Regions from separate parts of the Homo sapiens genome. Here regions 1, 2 and 3 are each linked to region 4. A link is a contact called in ENCODE Hi-C data. All regions are on one chromosome and are shown on one strand. The core of a region is the stretch at or near the end of the contact, and the rest is flanking DNA. Distances in the headings are between cores, read along the strand shown. Region 1 holds the start of IDH1 (isocitrate dehydrogenase (NADP(+)) 1). Region 2 overlaps PIKFYVE (phosphoinositide kinase, FYVE-type zinc finger containing). Region 3 has its middle 15 kb from the start of PLEKHM3. Region 4 overlaps LOC105373851 (a long non-coding RNA gene).

Region 1 (4,179 bases), core at 1,680-4,179, 920 kb after region 4:
CCCATATTCAGGGAAACTTTAAGTCTAAAAGCGAGACGAAGAATTCCTGGTGGAACTGTTTTCCTAGAGATAACACAGACATTGGAGATGTGGGGCTAAATACAACAAAGTGATTTCTCAATTAGAAGAATCTCTATACAGTAGGGCCACTGCCCAGGACCCAAGCATGTCCCTGTCATCTTCTTCTGGCTGTTCACAGGCAAGGGTAAGCTGCTAGTGAGTGGGATAGGACAAACTGTGCATTGTCCTAGGAAGACAGCACTTTAAGGATAGGGTGTGGGGGTAGCATATACAAATCAATCTGATTCTCAGAAAGTGCAAGGTTGGACGCTTTGGAAGAAATGAAACTGTCCCAGCTTGTCCCTAGAGGCAGAAGAAGCTCTGAGCCTGCTAAAAGTTATCTATTCCTTCTAATGATGCTCTAATCGAAACTCTTTTTTAATCCAACAACACAGCTGCAAATTGCTTTTATTCTCTTAAGGACTAAAAAAGTCAAGAGAATTGACTTTAAAGAATTATTAGATAAGAAGCCTAAAATAGTCTTTCTTGAAAAATTGAGCTAAAGTAATTTGGTCTTTAAATAAAAATGTAATGATTAGTAGACAGTAAGCGTCTGTTTCTTGACAAGCCTGGATGTATTTCCAATCCCCAGGCCCATTTTCACTTCCCAAATTCGCAATTCTAGAATTCTTCTTACTAGTGTTTAGGAGATTCCTTTGGGGGAACCTTCTGGAACTGAACTAGACTAAAAGAAATGAACAGAATGGTGTGGATGAGTCAATTACTTCCCATTTGTAATGTCAAGTATAATTTGTAGTACAGCTGAAAGCATATGATTCAGTTCATGTTTGATTCCACTGTCACACCTATCCTTGTTTTAAAACAAAGCAAAAAAGGAGGCAGTGAACTTATCTGGTTCCTGATAATACACTTCCATGGCCATGTCCCTATATAGTATGATGCAACAGTCATGACATGGCAATTTATTCTTGATGGCAAATACAGTTAATAGAGGTCAAATATTGTACCTAAAATGTGAAGACTGATATCTTTTTAGTTCACTATTTCCTTCTCAGTTAAAGCAACTGTACTCTCTGCAGTAATCTTTCTTTATCTCATAATGCATACTTCAGACGCTTCAGGTTTTCCTCACATTACTTAGCCATGAAATTTTTACCATCTTTTAACTAAAACAGTGAAGCTTTATTGTTACTACCATGTGGAACATAATTGTATTTCTTCTGGATCTGATTTCCATGGGATGGGCTTGAGGCCCCACTGGACTGACTTCTCCACCTTTGTTGCCCCTCAGATTTTGTCTCCAACCCAATCCCAACTTCAGAAGGAAGGGCTGTTCCAAGACCAGCAGGCACCAGCTCATATGAAGTAGCTGAATCCTATCTCCTAACATAATTGTGCAATTCCAGAAAATAAACCTGGAATAACAATACAGAGTAGTTTAATGAAAAAAAAGAGCCATTTAATATTATTTTCATCAACCTCAAGTTTTTGGCCAGATTGTTTTTTGCCGAGTTCATGAACTACAATAATTTCTGGGCAAAAAGGATCTCTTGCAGATAAGACACTGTATTAAAAGAAACAAGGAAGCTGTTGGAATTCGTTGTTGGAAATATTCCTCACTCATTCCCTTGCAGTGCCTCGGCCTGCCCCCAAGACCAGTTAAACACTGTACTGCCACATCAAAGAAAGTACAGAAGAAGGGGGAAAATTTGCTAATTCTCACCTTGACAGTGAATAGATTTCTTATCACCCCAGTTCCTCCCAGTCTTGCAGACTCAACTGAATGTAGTTTATCGCCTAAAACAAAACAAGGAATAAAAGTGTTAACATACAGAACACTCACAGGAGAATTTAGCTGTTTTTAGTACCTGCCAGACAGCCCAGTTTATCCGGTTTAAAGTACAGTGCTGAGTGTACTCGGTGGGACAAAGGCCAATTTTAGGCCCGCAGGCACTTTCCAAATAAAGGTCATGGGAGCACAATTTATCTCTGCGTGTGCGAGGGCGTGCCCCCGCTTCGCCGCCCGTTAGCAGGTCTTGGGGTTTGCATGTCCTTGCTCTTGGCCTGCACCCGTCCTTATGGCCGTTGTGCAAGAGGGCTGCAATCAAGGCTGGATCGGTACCTCCTTCCAGGTCTCCACGCCCGCCCCTCCCCTCCCCTCCCCTCGCTGGTGCTGGGACCTTTTAAACTCCAGGCACCCGGAACTGGCGGGGGTGTTTCCCCCAGCCCCCTCTCGCCCCGTGTGGCCTAGCGACCCCTCTGAAGGCCGCTGGAGCTCCGCCCCTCCACGCCCCCTGGCGGACGCGAGGGATCGGCTTCAAGGCTATTCCTCGCCGCCTGAGTTGCCTGCAGACGCCCGTCTGCGGCTTACAGCCTTCTTTGCATCCAGCCCCCAGCTGCTGCACGTTTTCTTCCTCCTACACTCCAGGCTTAGTCTTCTACATGCATTCTTGCAACTTCCACCCCTCGATTTTCCAACCCAAGTGCAGACCTGATTTTCCCCTTGTCGTTGCATCCAACTTCCTCACCGCCCAGTTTCTCCCTCCCAGGCCCAAAAGCAGACCTTCTGCATATCCAAGCATCCAGCATCCCCTCCTTCCCTTTTCTTTTCCCATTCTCAATACCTGGATTTGTTCCCTTCTTTGCACGCAGGCCTTGACTCCCTCCACACCCAAGATCTGCGCTTTTTTCCTTTACCCCATTCCTGCCTTCTGCGGAATTAGAGCCACCCCTCCACAGCCAGGGACCGGGGCCGCCCCTTGGAGCCTGAGGTTACCTGCCGGGATGATATGCTGGCGAAGAGTTGGGGCGCCACAGCCGCTCACAAGCTCAGACTCACAACCACAGCCTGGCAATCCCAAACCGGACTCCCAGTGCCTCCGCTTCTGAAGTAGACTCTGCAGAAACCCGGGACCACAGGGTAGGTCCGAGCTTTTCCTCTTCCCGGCTTTGTCCCCTCCCAGGCCCCGCCTCCTCAGCCCACCTCCCCCAGCCCCGCCCCCGACACGCCTCCAATCGCCACACGCCAATTCCCGTGGGATGGGCGGAGTCAGCGAGAGGGGCGTGGCCACAGTCAAAGATGGAGAATCCATGGTGCCACTTTCCCGGTGATCCCGGTGGGGGAAGGGGTTGCCGCCCGGCAGAGATTCAGTCCCGAATCCCGACAGCGAAGAGACTTGTATGCCACCTGCAGGCCGGGGAGCGGGGCGCGCTGGGGCTGCACCACCCCGAACTTTGTAACAATCTAGAGCACCACAGAGTGTTTCCAGGTCGGCACAAAAGCGAACGGGACAGGGCGCCCTGGGCGGCGGCAGCTTGGCCGGCCCGCTGCCTAGCGCGCCCCCGAGGGGCGGTAATGGAACGTACCTTTGGCTGAAGAAAGAGTGCTCCCGGCCAGCGCGGGGTCGCCTAGGGGGTTCCGCGCTGCCTAATGCAAAGGATGGAAAAGTTACAGAAGCAGGTCCTGACACCACCTATGTCTAGGTCTTTAGAAACTCCATTGATTGTTTGCATTAGAAGATAATGAATGGGATTCTTATTATTTTCTTTTTTAAGACAGGGCCTTGCTCTGTTGCCCTGGCTGGAGTGCAGTGGAGCGATCACCGCTCACTGCAGCCTTGACTTCCTGGGCTCAAGAGATCCTCCCACCTCAGCCTTCCGAGTAGCTGGGATTACAGGTGCACACAATCACACTCAACTAATTTTTCTTTCTTTCTTTTCTTTTCTTTTTCCTTTGGTAGAGATGGGTTTCAGCAGCCCAGGCTGGTCTCGAACTCCTGGACTCAAGTGATTGGCCCTCCTCGGCCTCCCAAAGTCCTGGGATTACAAGCGTGAGCCACCATGCTCAGTTGGCGGGGGATTATCTGTGATCCAATGAAGTTGGACTAGAGATGTGAAGCCTTAGAAAACGGTGGATTGAAAAAAGAATTTTAGTCTCCTCCAGAGATTATATTTTGTGTGTTCATTGCTCTCAAAAACATGAAAATAAAGAGTATTTTATATTGTGATTTGTAGGACAATAGCATGCTTGTATATTGCTGCCCAGAATTTAATGCTCCAATATTTATTTATTTATTTATTTATTTATGAGACAGAGTCTTGCCCTGACAGGCTGGTGCAGTCTCGGCTCACTGCAACTTCCGCCTCCTGGGTTCAAGT
Region 2 (4,525 bases), core at 1,457-3,956, 980 kb after region 4:
CATTATTTATCTCCTGATCCTGTTACGTCTTAGGGAGACAGGGTTTCTCTAGTAGGCTGGAGTCCTTCCAGAGGCTTAGCATTCTAAAACTGATAGCTCTTCTAGTGCTCGGCTACAGAACTGTCAGTCTTCTTCTGTTATCCTTCTCACCTTATATCTTTGTAGCACTAGCACAAAGGAGTGGAGTGAGATAACCTGGGGTATTAAGGAGACTCTGAGTTCCTAAGGTGTAATATGGGCAATGTAGATGAAGCTGGAGGAAGCAGGCAAGGGCTTTGTATGTCATTAAAGGTCTTGAACTTTATTCTGAAATCTTTTGATTCTCAGTGTAGTGTACATACATTGAGATCACATGTGGACCTTTTAAAAATGTCTGTTCTTAACCTAACCCCTAGAAATTCTCATTCAGTAGGTTAAGGGCAATGGGAGTGTATGGATGTTAGGGAAATGGTGGTACTGTATTTAAAGTAGGCACTAGGCTGAGTGTGTAATACCAGCACTTTGGGAGGCCGAGGCTGGCAGATCACGATGTCAGGATTTTGAGAGCAGCCTGGCCATATGGTGAAACCACATCTGTACTAAAAATACAAAAGTTAGCCGGCGTGGTGGCGTGTGCCTGTAGTCTCAGCTACTCGGGAGGCTGAGGCAGAAGAATCTCTTGAACCTTGGAGGCGAAGGTTGCAGTGAGCTGAGATCACGCCACTGCAGTGCAGTCTGGGCAACAGAGCGAGACTCCGTCTCAAAAAAAAAAAAAAAAAAAAAGTAGGCACTTCAGGTGTTTCCAGTGTCATTTGTTGGTCCTTGCATTTTGAGATACCATTTATCTATAGTAGTGTTCTCAAACCTTGCTGTGCTTCAGAATCACCAGCGGAAACATTCAAAACAGAGATACCCTGGCCCCACTTCTGGGGATACTGATTTTGTTACAGCAAGAGCTGAGGCAGATTTCTAGCCTGAGCAACCAGATGGATGAACTCTAGTCTTGTTTTCACTTTTTTTCTAAGTTGAGCTTAATATAGTTTTTTCTAAGGCATTAAGATTCCTGAAAATTATTAGTGACCATAGATAAATAAAAATATACTTGGCTTGAGTTTTGTACTTATCGCGTATTTTATTGCAATAATTCGACATCAGTCAATATTTCTACACAGAGTCTTACTAAAACCACACATTACCCTTTAAAGGAGAACTTTAAACCAAATTAAATGATATTTGTTGAATTAAGAGGTAAATATGTTGTGCCTTCTCAGAAAGTGAGGAAAATTTGTATGTGGGTGTGGTGGAAACATATGCATGAATGACTGTCTTGCCCCACTGATTAGAGATAGTCCTTGATTTGTAGTTGCTAAAAAGAGTCCTGAATTGAGTTTCCCAGCTGGTGAGTCACTGTTTTCGGAACTGTTTGCCAGTTTGGGGTCCATAAACTTGGTCAGCCTGAAACCTCAATTGCTATTCTGCCTGTGGCTTTAAGCACACGATTAGGGTATATTATTTGGGTCTCTGCTTCTTGAGATGCTTTCAGATTTTCTTTTTGAACTTCATGTTTCCTATTTCAGCTTGCCACCTTAATGATTGTTTGGAAATTTATTCTATTAGCAATATGTTCAGGAGGCATTTTAATTCTTTTCTCCCTCTTCTCCTCTTCAATTTTAGACAGACTAAAATATGCTTTTAAAGTTGCTTATTTCTTGGAGTTTGTGAAGTAACCTGTCATTAAATACTGCTCCCTCCGTGCACACTCAGGGCATGATGTCTCTTCTTACAACATCAGAAATAAAAAAAAAAGTTAAAGAGTATAGAAGATCAAAGTAGTATTAAGAAAGAAAAGCCATTTTTTGAAGAATTTTGCATTGTTCTGAACATATTATTTGCTTTGAAAAAATTTAATACCGTAAAAGAACTAAATGAGAATATATTAATACTAATATGAGATACATTAAGTTAGTAGGAATTATGAACAATATAGATTTAAAGTTATAATTAAAGGAGGGCTGTAAAATGCAAACCTTTAAACACTTTAACAAACTGTTCATTTTTTGTAGATGAGTTCTTGTATTAAAAACCCCAAAATTCTTCTGTTGAAGTGTTCCATTGAGTATCTCTACAGAGAAGAAACTAAGTTTACTTGCATTGATCCTATTGTGCTTCAGGTAAGAATTTACTACTGAAAATAATAATTTAGAGGGATGTTTGTGTACCATGATGCTTATAAACTCTTAATGATTTTGACTTAATTCTAGCTAATTAAATTGGATAGGCAAACTTGATAGCTTACCAAAACCTCTGTCACTCATTATTTTTAAAGTTTCATAGTATTAAAGGTAACATGTGACTGTTCAAGGATATAAGGAAGAAAAAGTGAAAATCCAAATACTAATTTCCCTTTCCCACTTAATCCACTGATTTACTGTGGGAATTTCTCGAACTTACCAGATTTCTAATGGAATCTCTGGTTTGTAATACAGTCTATGCTACTAAAACATATTTCTAGAACATCAATTAGCTTATATGTAGTTGGCAAACAGAATAATGTCAGATGAAAGTTGTGTTGGTTTCTCAGTGGTTTTTCCTAAGCAAGGAGGCCCAGAATAGCTGCATTAGGTTATAACCCTCAGCTGGAAAGGAAAACAGTCTCAGCTCAGCTGCTACACAGGCAGAAACCCTTCCAGCTCTATTTTAAGAAAGTAAAAGTGAGCTTTTGCTTGCAGGGCTCTCTCCCCAGGGAGGCACACCCGCATCTCTGTGTGGTTCTTGGTAGCTTTGCTGCTCAGAGCTCCATTTCTAGTTGTAGCGTTGCAATAGTTTTTGTGCATTTAATTTTACTTGAGGCAGCCTCATGCCATATGAAGCTCTCTGCCTGGGCTCTCCATGATTCCTCTTAAGGTACCAATTATTATTTTTATTAGTGCTGAAGGTATAAAGTTGCATAGGTTTTAAGTTTTCTGCTCCAACTCCTTTTCTCCCATAAATACTGTTAATTTTACTTTGTGGTCATTCAAAGTGGAAGCTTTTAGGGAATGTGTATATTATATTATAGTGGAAACACTTATGCTGGGTTCCAGAAACATTTAGGAAAAGCATTACTTGAAAATTCCTAGGTAAATACATTTTTTTCAAGAGTGGTAGGAGCAATCACTTTTGTACTGATTTCCTAGATAACAATAAGAGAAAATGAGTTGTAGTAAAAGAAACAGTGCTTTATAAAACTCTGCTGTTATTACTTAAGAACTCTGTGACCTGGGGCTGTTTTCTCTTTGGAATTCAGCTGTGCTATCAGTAAAAATGATGGGTTTTGACTAGACATTTTAGTAGAGAACTCTAAAGAAATAAAGGGAAATACTTCTTTTTTCTTTTTCTTTTCTTTTGTTTTTTTTTTTTTTTTTTTGAGACGAAGTCTCGCTCTTGTCCCCCAGGCTGGAGCGCAATGGTGCAATCTTGGCTCACTGAAACCCCTGCCTCCCAGGTTCAAGCTATTCTCCTGCCTCAGCCTCTCGAGTAGCTGGGATTACAGGTGCCTGCCACCATGCCTGGCTAATTTTTGTATTTTTTTAGTAGAGACGGGGTTTCATCATGTTGGCCAGGCTGGTCTTGAGCTCCAGATGTCAGGTGATCCGCCCGAGGCGTCCCAAAATGCTGGGATTACAGGCGTGAGCCACAATATTCATTTCTTTTGAAATTAAGCCTTTGTGATAAAATTCTATTAGCATTATGTTTGAGATCTTTAACTGTAGCTGTTCTAGGTATTATATGATCTGTTGGGAAATTGGAATTAGGAAGTAGCTGAAATAGCATCTGTTAGAGTTATTTATTCAGAGATCCAGAAAAAGGGATAACTCATGTTGGTTTCAGAATGTAGAGGAGAGAATTCATAACCATACTAAAACAACTTAGGGATGGGCATAGTGGCTGACACTTGTGATTACACTTTTGGAGCTGAAGGCAGGAGGATTGCTTGAGGCCAGGAGTTCAAGACCAGCCTGGGTAACATAGTGAGACTCTGTTCCTACAAAAAATAGAAAAAATTAGGCAGGCATGGTGATGTGTGCCTGTAGTCCTAGAAGGGTGAAGCAGGAGGATTGCTTGAGCCCAGGACTTTGAGGTCACAGTGAGCTATGACGGCACCTCTGCACTCCAGCCTGGGTAACAGAATGAGACCCTGTCTCTTAAAAAAAAAAAAAAAAAAAAAAAACTTAGAAATTGCTTTTATTTTGGGAGTTGTGAGGTTAGGTTTTTTTGTTGTTCTTGTTTTTTTTTAACCTCTGAACTAGCTAATTGGATTCTTGGCTTTTAAATTAAGAATTGAAAATCTTTCAAGGAAAGTTAGTTGGAGAATGGAATTTCTCCTGAAACTCTTGTCAGCATAATCAAGTTTAGAATGATGAATGAGATTCTTACTGTGTTTGCATTAATTTGCTTACAGACTTATTTGTGGATGAAGAAAATTTAGTCTAAGATTGATAATAGTCAAGCTATCTTGATATATATATATATATTTTTTTTATTACACTTTAAGTTCTAGGGTACA
Region 3 (4,197 bases), core at 936-3,435, 700 kb after region 4:
TCTAACAGCCCCATCTCTTTTCTTTTCTTATGTGATCTAAAAATCTTCCCCCAACACTACACTGAGACCCAAATGAGCTTTTTTTTTTTTTTTGAGATGGAGTTTCACTCTTGTTGCTCAGGCCAAGATCATGCCACTGCACTCCAGCCTGGGTGACAGAGTGAGACCCTGTCTCAACAACAACAACAACAACTGCAGATCAAAGTTAAAGAAAGTAAGAACTAAATGGAGCATCTTTTTAGTTTTACCAAGTAGACTATTTCTTTGTCTAGGATGTCTTTCTAGAACCCAGAAACAGAAAATGGCTCTTTTATCCTGTTGGCTTCAATATAATCATTCTTCCTAGGAGGCATATGATGTGGGTGATGGGTGGGTATGTGGTGGGGAGAGGCCCTGTGATACTTAATGAGCTGCAAATAACTCACTCCCATGTATTTGTGTGAGTGGAGTCACCCTACCTACTTATGCTAGCCTGTTTTCACACTCAGTTGATTCAAAAACTGTTGAATCAGACCACTCTGGAGCTTCTGAAAAAGTCCTCCAGACAACGGTGGGCAAGAGCAGGTTGCAACCAGGTTCCATTTACGGCAGTGTTTCTGAATGTTGTTTTGTACATTTTTATTACAAAACAGTTCACGATCGAACTTATTCACACTTTCATGTTGGAGCACTCGATCCTTCCTAAATAAATTAATGTTGCCCCGTTTCCACATTCTGTGTCTGGGATATAACTTGTCTTCAAATATAAGTAAGCATTCTCATTATCAGAAAAAAGAGTTGCAAGGCATCAGGAGAGAGAGCCACAGAGGAAAATATTCCAAAGATCTTGGCATTCTTCCTATAACTTTTGTACCCTCAATCTTTTTCTTCCACATTTATGAAGCTTTTAAAACATTTTCCACCCTGAATGGCACACATTTACTGGGGTGACTTTACATTGTTTGCATTATTGTGGTTCTGGGACGTGAAGTTCTTAGAGGACAGGGGCATGTTTAGAATCACATCCTACAGAGAAGTGTTTAGTAAGTAGGAATGAGAAACATCGTCCGCAAGCATTTAAGGGAGTCTGTTTCCATTTTCAGTAAGGGCAGGTTGTCACTCAACAGGCAGATGACCCAATAGACACAGTGGTATGTTTGGTTCCTGGGAGGGATGGATGTGTAGAGAAAGGGAGGAAAAGAGGAAGAAAGCAACATTAAGCCTGATCCCTGCCATAAGCTGAGCTCCTCACCACACGCACATGCACGCACAGACACATACACACACACACACTCGCTCCTTGGCACGCAGACACACACAGAGCTTTGCTATTCTTCGGCTAATGGGATTGGCACCGCTTAAAGCAGACTGCTAGGTCATTGTCTGTGACCACAGCAAGAGAAACATTATTTAAAGACCATTCAGACCCTAAAAGAAGCGGCTGAGCAGAGTAATTATCGGAGACTCTCCATTAACTAGGGCATCTTTGCTCTTTGTCTGGGTTGGTTTAACAAGGCCCGCTAATGGGACTGTACAGGAGGGGTACACTAATGGTTCTAAAAAAGCCTCTTTTGGCCCCTTTATTACTGGGGACTGTCTTTAGAGATGCTGACAGTAAAGCAAGAAGTTACCATATTACAAAATGACCTTCCCAAAAATTTGATTTGGACCCTTGCAGCTTAGGACTCAGGTTTCCAAAATTAGAAAACATCTTTGTCTTCTCCACTTTTTAAAACTCTAAGTTGGTTCCCCGCTGCCCCCTGCCAACCCCCCGCTCCCCCGCCACTGTTCCTCTTACCTTACTTGGCCCTTTGGTTTCTTGGGAACTTGTCATTGGAAACAGCAGCACTCAGTGGTGATAAAGCAGAATGGCACTCCTGAGGAATTTCTCCTTGAGCTGGCTTCTCTACTCACTCTCCAGGACTCCACTTCTCTAGAAAAACTGCCTGTCCCATTATCACTTTTAAAATATGAAGCTAGAAGTCAATCACATGCTTACAAACCTAATACGGCCACCTAAATTAAAACTACTGTTCCATAATCAGTTAGCTTTATAACAAAGGCTTCAAATGCTTAGCTCTCCTAGAAGCTTGCATCACATACAGGGAACTCTTCTGTGCAGAGCTGTCTACCTCTCTTCATTTCCCCTCTCCCAACCCTAGACCAAGCTTCCATCTTCTCTCCTCTGGGTGACTGCAATTGTCCTGCAATCACCTCCTAGCAGCACTATTGGCCCTTTCAATCCATTAACTCTGCAACAGCCAACAGCCAGAGTAGCTCTTTCAAAACAGAAACCTGCTTAAGCATTTCAGTAGCTTCCTATTGCTCATAAGAATTCTTACTGTGATTTAAGAGACCCAGACATGGTCTGGTCCTTTTTTCCTCCCTAGCAACATCTTGTACCATGCTCCCCCTAGCGTCTGCTTCAGCCACTGCAGCCTTCTTCAATGCCATGAGCAATTCATGCTCATTCCTGCCACAGGGCCTTTGCATATCATTCTGTCTAGAACACTCTTTACCCGAGTAGTTTCCACTCATCCTTCAGCTCTCAGCTCAGTAGTCAGCCCTTCAGGAAAGTTGTCCCTTAGTGCCCCTTCTAGGTTGACGACGTCTATATCATGCAATTATAGCACCATATGCTCCTCTTCACAGCATTTACAGTAAACGTTTATACTTATCAGAATGCTTTTATGTTAATAATTACCTTGCTGTGAAACTGTAAGCTTCATGAGAATAACCACATGTTCCATAAGCAATAATTCTGCCTATTTTTGTTGTACCATCCTGTCCTCAGTGCCCAGTACAATGTTTGTGACCTGAGTGCTTAATAAATCTTTGTTGCATTGTGTATAGTGATTCAAAATACTGTACCCCGGCTCCTCCATGCCTGTTCGCAATTTTTTTTTTTTTTTAGATGGAGTCTTGCTCTGTCGCTCAAGTGATTCTCCTGCCTCAGCCTCCTGGGTAGCTGGGACTACAGGCACGTGCCACCACGCCTGGCTATTTTTTTTTCATTTTTTTTTTTTTTAGTAGAAATGGGGTTTCACCGTGTTAGCCAGGATGGCCTCAATCTCCTGACCTCATGATCTGCCCGCCTCAGTCTCCCAAAGTGTTGGGATTACAGGCGTGAGCCACTGCGCCTGGCCGCCTGTTTGCAATTTATCAACCAAAGTTTATTCCCTGAGAGGTTCCTATGTCCGGTATATTTGGGAACTACCTATATTCCATATTTTCTCAGATCAGCGTAAGGGGCCAGGTCTCTTTTCCTATGGGATTAAAGACTAATTTTCTAGTTTTAGGGGCAGAACTAGAAGCACATTCTCATTCCCCCTCTGAGAGCATCTTTACACAATAACAGACTCACAAGGCACAAGTAGACATACACAAGCTTTAGCGATGCCTCCTGTCTTCTCAAGACCCTGTGGGAAAGAGAACAGAGGGTCTATCCAAAGAAGAAGTTGAAGAATTAGAGTGTCTCAGCACTCCAGATATGCCAGCACAGAAATAGGTGGGTGGAATTGTTCCAATTATTTATGATCCCCAAGAAAACTGGGGACTTTCTCTACTGTTTAGAGAAGGAAGCATGGGCTTCAGTAGATGCAGAGTAACAGCATGGATTGGGTGTGTATTCTGTTGCCTTTAGCTGCCCTGGAGAGAAGGCCATCAGGCCATATACAGCCAGCTGAATGTACCATGACTCATACTGAATGGGATCAGGCATTCAGTGGGCTGACTGAAGCCGTGTATCCTATCACTCCTTTTAAAAATATAAAGCTATAAGCCCACAAGTTTGAGACCAGCCTGGGCAACATAGTGAGACCTCATCTCTACCAAAAACTTAAAAATTAGCGAGACGTGGTAGTGCACACCTGTATTCTCAGCTACTTGGGAGGCTGAGGTGGGAGGATTGTTTGAGCCCAGAAGGTCGAGGCTGCAAAGAACTGTGATTGCACCACTGCACTCCAGCCTGGGCAACAGGGTGAGACCCTGTCAAAAAAAAAAAAAAAAAGCTAGAAATTGATTGCATACGTGTATTTTATACTTAGTATGGCCACCTAGACCCAGACTGCTGTCTTATAATCAAGTTGCATCACTCAGCCTCAGGATTGCACCAATTTAGGGACAGTCTGGAGACCAAAGAAAAAGTCTTATTATAAAATTGTGTTTTCAGAAAATCTGAGGCCCATAGAGAATTGTCCTCCCAAGACAGGTGAACAT
Region 4 (4,372 bases), core at 332-2,831:
AACTAAAAGCTTTCTTTATTTTAAAAAAGAGTCATAAAGTGGCTTGGAATAAGATAAATACCTAAAAAGCAACAGTATTTCTATATACTGGCAGTAAACAGATAGATAATATAAAGCAAAAGAAAAGCTATTCAAATAGCGACAAATATAAAATATTTATAAACTCAATAAGAAATGTATTAAAAGTTTTAAAACCTTGATTGGGGGATATATTTTTAATAATTAAGAGGAAGAGTTATATTTTTATTAGATGGAAAAATTCAACATAAAGATGCCAAGGCTCCTCAAACTTACTGAAATAATTCTGTCTAAAGATCCAACGGGACGTTTCTTGAAGGTCATTAGAATGAACACTGACGAATTGCTAAGCTTAGTGCTTATCTTATTAAAAACATTCAAAACTATAAACAGGAAAACTAGCAAAATGCAAATGTTCTTAGGGATCAGCCTCGTCAGATATCAGAACCTATTGTAAAAACTGAAACTGTGTTTGATGTAAATATAAAAATATAAAGAAAAAGAAAATAATGAAATCCCCTGAAACAGACCCTGTTATATACATATGTGTCACATTTTATAGATGGCCTCATAGTTCACAAAGTTTTCCACTTGCATTATCTTTTATGCTTCAGAATCATGCTAGGAATCAAGTCGTATTATTACCCTCAGTCTTAGTTCTGAAGAAACTGACACTCAGAAGTGGCTTGACCAACATAATAAAACTAAGATAAACCCAGACTTGAACCTAGATTTTCTGACTTCTCTTACCAGGCATCTTTTCACTACATCAATCTCACAATACATTGGAGAATATACTTTTTTTAACCATACTGAAATTAGGGGAAAAAATGTTTCGACCTGCCCTTACACCATGTACTCCTGCTAACAATAAACAAACAAAATCCTGTAGTTGTTTGATGAAACATAGAGATATGACACTGAACTAGGGTCTGTGTCTGTGGTTGTCCCTCACTGAGTCCACTCACAAAGTACGAAGCTACAATGCTTCCTATTCACCTCCTCCCACCCCCACCCCCACCCTATCACCCCCATCCACCCCAGATGAATTACTTATTGTCACTAAGACGTAGCAGTGCCCAAAGTGAAATTGAAACTCTCCAGCAAATTACTGTTAAAAGAAAGTATAGTCAGTCTGTTTCTGGGGAGGGGTTGGATAATTAGAGAGCAACTAATTAGGAGCATACAGTTAAGAGTAAGGACAAACAGAAAGAAGAAAAGGAGTAAGCAACTCATACATAGTGCAGACCCACTATGTGGGAAAACCACTCATCTCTGACATTGTAGCAAAAAAGCAGCTGTCAACAATAAACATAAATGCTAGCCTTAGCTGAATGGGCACAGCTGTGTTCCAATAAAACTTTATTTCCATAACAGGCAGCAGGCAGACTATACATTGATGACTCCTGTACTAAGCAATTTAAGATAGTTTTTCCATTCAATTATCCTAAAAAAAAAACCCCTTTAGATAAGAAATCAGAGGTTACTCAACATGACCACCTGACATTAAGATGGATACAAGTATTTGCCTCAGTAAGTGGCAGAGCTGAAATCTGAACTCAGGTCTTGTGACTCCCAAGCTGGGAAGCTGGAAAGTGTGTAGTCTTCTGATAGGGCAGCCTCCTGTGACTCAGAGGTTTAACTGGATTTTATGGGTGTGAAGTCTCAGCAGGTAGAAGAGGCCTGAACAGGCTGCATCTAATGAACTAGACATGTGTTGCACTGAACCAGGCTGGGAGTACGTGGGTGATCTCTGTTGCAATCATTTAACAAAGTAGGGAGGTATAGACATGCCCATTCACCTCAGACACACCCCTCGCCTCCGAGACATCAAATCCGCTCCTCCTAACACACAGCAGGGTGCAGTTGTGGTCAGAAGTGAGTGGGAGAAGGAGGGTAGGCAGATGGGTGGCTGTTTATGGAAACCAGGAAATCCCAAAAAATAAAGTCATCTAGAGCAATTCAGGCAACTTCTTTGAGTCCAAGCTTTCCTTTCTGTGGAATAGAAATGTCTGTCCTCTTTCTTTTCTTTTTTTTTAGCAAGATGTCAGAATAATACAATAGGAAAAAAAAAAAAAACTCTGTGTAAAGTTCATTGGGCACCTCAGGGATACATGTCATTTGATGACATAGTCTCATTGTCACCTGACGCCCCATGACTTCAGCTGGCTCCAGAGTCTGCATGTAGCTTTCTGTGGGGAACTCTGCCATCTTTACATTTAACACATCTCTGCTGACAGACCAGCACTATTGAGCTGGTGCTTTGACAACCACGTCGACAAGAGACCAGGAGAGATGCCATGTAAAGGTGAAAGGACAGTGACTAAGGGGAGCAAATGAGCTTTTAAACGAGCCTGACACCATCCAGCTAGTTTTCATACTCCCTCCTGTGAAAAATCTTGACATATTGGTACATTGCTATGAGTTATTTATTTATATCGGTGTATAGTGGCCTAATATTATTTGCTCTTGCAGAGTGTTATCTAGGACTACAAACTTATTTTATTTTAAGCTCAATGACATTTCATCAACAGTTAACACAGCGTGAGTAGCTAAAAGTCACTTCAGGACAGTACATGAGGCCTCTCAGATGTTGTTGCTTTATTGCTTGACTGGATAGTTCTCTGGCTTTCTCTACTTTTGATGGTTTCTGTTTTTACCCAGCTTTGTCTGTTTTGAGCTGTATTTTTTCAGTCCATTATTACATATTATATTATTTATTTCACCACAAGATTTATTTATTATCTGCAGTAATGAAAACTAATTTGTTTCATTTGCCCATGTTAGCTATGCCTAAAAGGGAAAACAATTCTCTCTTGGTCATACAGAGAGGGGTAGAATGGAAAGGAGATGGGTACAGTCACTGAGGAGTCTCTAAGAGGATTCCATCCTGGAGAACCCCTGCTCTGGGCTTGGAGAACTGGGCTCAAACAAGGCAGGGTTCATGTCAAACCCCTGGCAAATTCTCTCAATTTGGGACTGAGTCTCTCATGGTGCCTAGACTTTGGTAATGCTTTCTGGAAACTCAGAAACTGTTGGTCCTAATCTCAATTCAGCTATTGACATTCTGGTCTTTTCTATTTAAAGCCACAAAATTGACTGTTTATTTTCTAGTCATAGTTTAATTTTGTTTTGTTTTAAGCTCTCTTAGTTGATTTCTGCCCAATCAATAAGATCAGCCACACATTTAATCTGATTCTGTCATTGAGACAGCTGAACACCCTGGCAATTCTACAGCCTACTCTGGGTAAGTTCAGTCCATATAAACTCAGCCCATTTCCAACACCTCTGTGACAGCTTTCTCATCTGTAATATGAGAAAACACTCACCTAGTTCACAGAATTGTTGGAAGAATTATATAATAAACAAGACTGTACTACATTTTTTAACTGACAACATACATTTTCTTAATAAAAAATAACATTTTTAATAAAACAATAATAATATATGTCTCCAAGAAGACGAACACTAGATTTCTCGGGTGTTCTGTGTGTTGCAGCACTTTGCTGGTGTTGACATGAATTTGTCAATCAGAACAGTTATACTCATTAATAAGAATAAACATTGACTTTTGCAGTTCTGTACTGATTATAATTTAGCCCTCTTTTAAAAAAACTATGAAAGTATTACATATAGAAAAGGGCATAAATGTTACGTGTGATGAAGTTTCATAAAATAAACACACCTGTGAAACCAACACTCAGATGAAGAAACAGAACCCCTACAGCGTCCCAGAACCAGCCCCATGTGCCCCATTCCAGGCATTTTTCCTCTAAAGAAAACTCCTTTCCTGACTTCTAACAATATAGATTAGTTCTACCAGTTTTCATAATTTTTTATACATGGAATTAAAAAATTATGTAGTATTAGTACAGATCTTTCTAAGCTTATTTAAGCTTAGTTCATAAAGAAGATATGGGTTCTAAAGCAGTCTTTCTTTTCTAGGCTGACTTGAGGAAAGAGAGCTGGAGGAGCGGGGTGAGTAGAGGAACCCTATAATTTGTTATCCAAACTGGGACACCTTTGAGAGTGAAAGAAGGTGCTATTCATAATAACAGTGGACAAAAGCCATAAGCAGTGACTGTCCCCAGCAAACCAGGACATGTGGTCACCCTGGTGAGAGGGGATGGTAGAAGATAGCAGGGACACACTGGCAGGAAAAATCTGCCTTTGGGGCCCTAAAATAGAATCCATTCCAGTTGCCCAATATGGATTCAGGACTGGGGGCTGGTAGCACACTTCTCAAAAAGTGTTGTCATTGGTAGAAAACTCAGGTCAATAAATACTTACTGGATCCCTGCTATGCGCAAGGCACTGCAATGGCACCAAGATGGTTTGAGCACTGTCCCTGCCC

The links. Hi-C counts contacts between places; a loop is a spot of excess contacts on that map. Pooled maps may share reads with other maps.
Region 1: a loop to region 4 is called in a pooled map, with 3 times the contacts of the local background. The contact joins the promoter of IDH1 here to the enhancer-like site in region 4. A Hi-C loop is called at or near these places in 7 of 37 single-sample maps with no recorded cell type and 10 of 50 pooled maps.
Region 2: a map with no recorded cell type shows a loop between it and region 4 (4-fold over the local background). The contact joins two enhancer-like sites. A Hi-C loop is called at or near these places in 4 of 37 single-sample maps with no recorded cell type and 3 of 50 pooled maps.
Region 3: a loop to region 4 is called in a pooled map, with 2.0 times the contacts of the local background. The contact joins two enhancer-like sites. A Hi-C loop is called at or near these places in 2 of 37 single-sample maps with no recorded cell type and 2 of 50 pooled maps.

What each region holds. Positions count from the first base shown.
Region 1 is chr2:208,252,142-208,256,320 of GRCh38, forward strand. IDH1 (isocitrate dehydrogenase (NADP(+)) 1) reads right to left here and starts at 2,930. Exons shown (of 10, transcript NM_005896.4): 1 at 2,798-2,930; 2 at 1,745-1,818. It overlaps IDH1-AS1 (IDH1 antisense RNA 1), which reads left to right and starts at 3,092. Exons shown (of 2, transcript NR_046452.1): 1 at 3,092-3,290; 2 at 3,762-4,053. RefSeq lists a silencer at 2,075-2,184 and an enhancer at 2,638-3,164.
Region 2 is chr2:208,318,210-208,322,734 of GRCh38, forward strand. It overlaps PIKFYVE (phosphoinositide kinase, FYVE-type zinc finger containing), which reads left to right. Exons shown (of 42, transcript NM_015040.4): 17 at 2,043-2,150. Among named protein-coding and RNA genes, the nearest start is that of PIKFYVE, 54 kb to the left of the region's middle. RefSeq lists an enhancer at 2,717-2,836. Within about 2 kb of position 2,707, at least 12 of the 41 ENCODE cell types and tissues checked have a DNase peak (open chromatin) inside an H3K27ac peak, as active enhancers do.
Region 3 is chr2:208,038,571-208,042,767 of GRCh38, forward strand. No RefSeq gene overlaps it. Among named protein-coding and RNA genes, the nearest start is that of PLEKHM3, 15 kb to the left of the region's middle. Within about 2 kb of position 2,186, at least 2 of the 41 ENCODE cell types and tissues checked have a DNase peak (open chromatin) inside an H3K27ac peak, as active enhancers do.
Region 4 is chr2:207,336,255-207,340,626 of GRCh38, forward strand. LOC105373851 (a long non-coding RNA gene) reads left to right here. Exons shown (of 4, transcript XR_923809.3): 2 at 3,964-3,996. Among named protein-coding and RNA genes, the nearest start is that of MIR1302-4, 69 kb to the left of the region's middle. Within about 2 kb of position 1,582, at least 4 of the 41 ENCODE cell types and tissues checked have a DNase peak (open chromatin) inside an H3K27ac peak, as active enhancers do.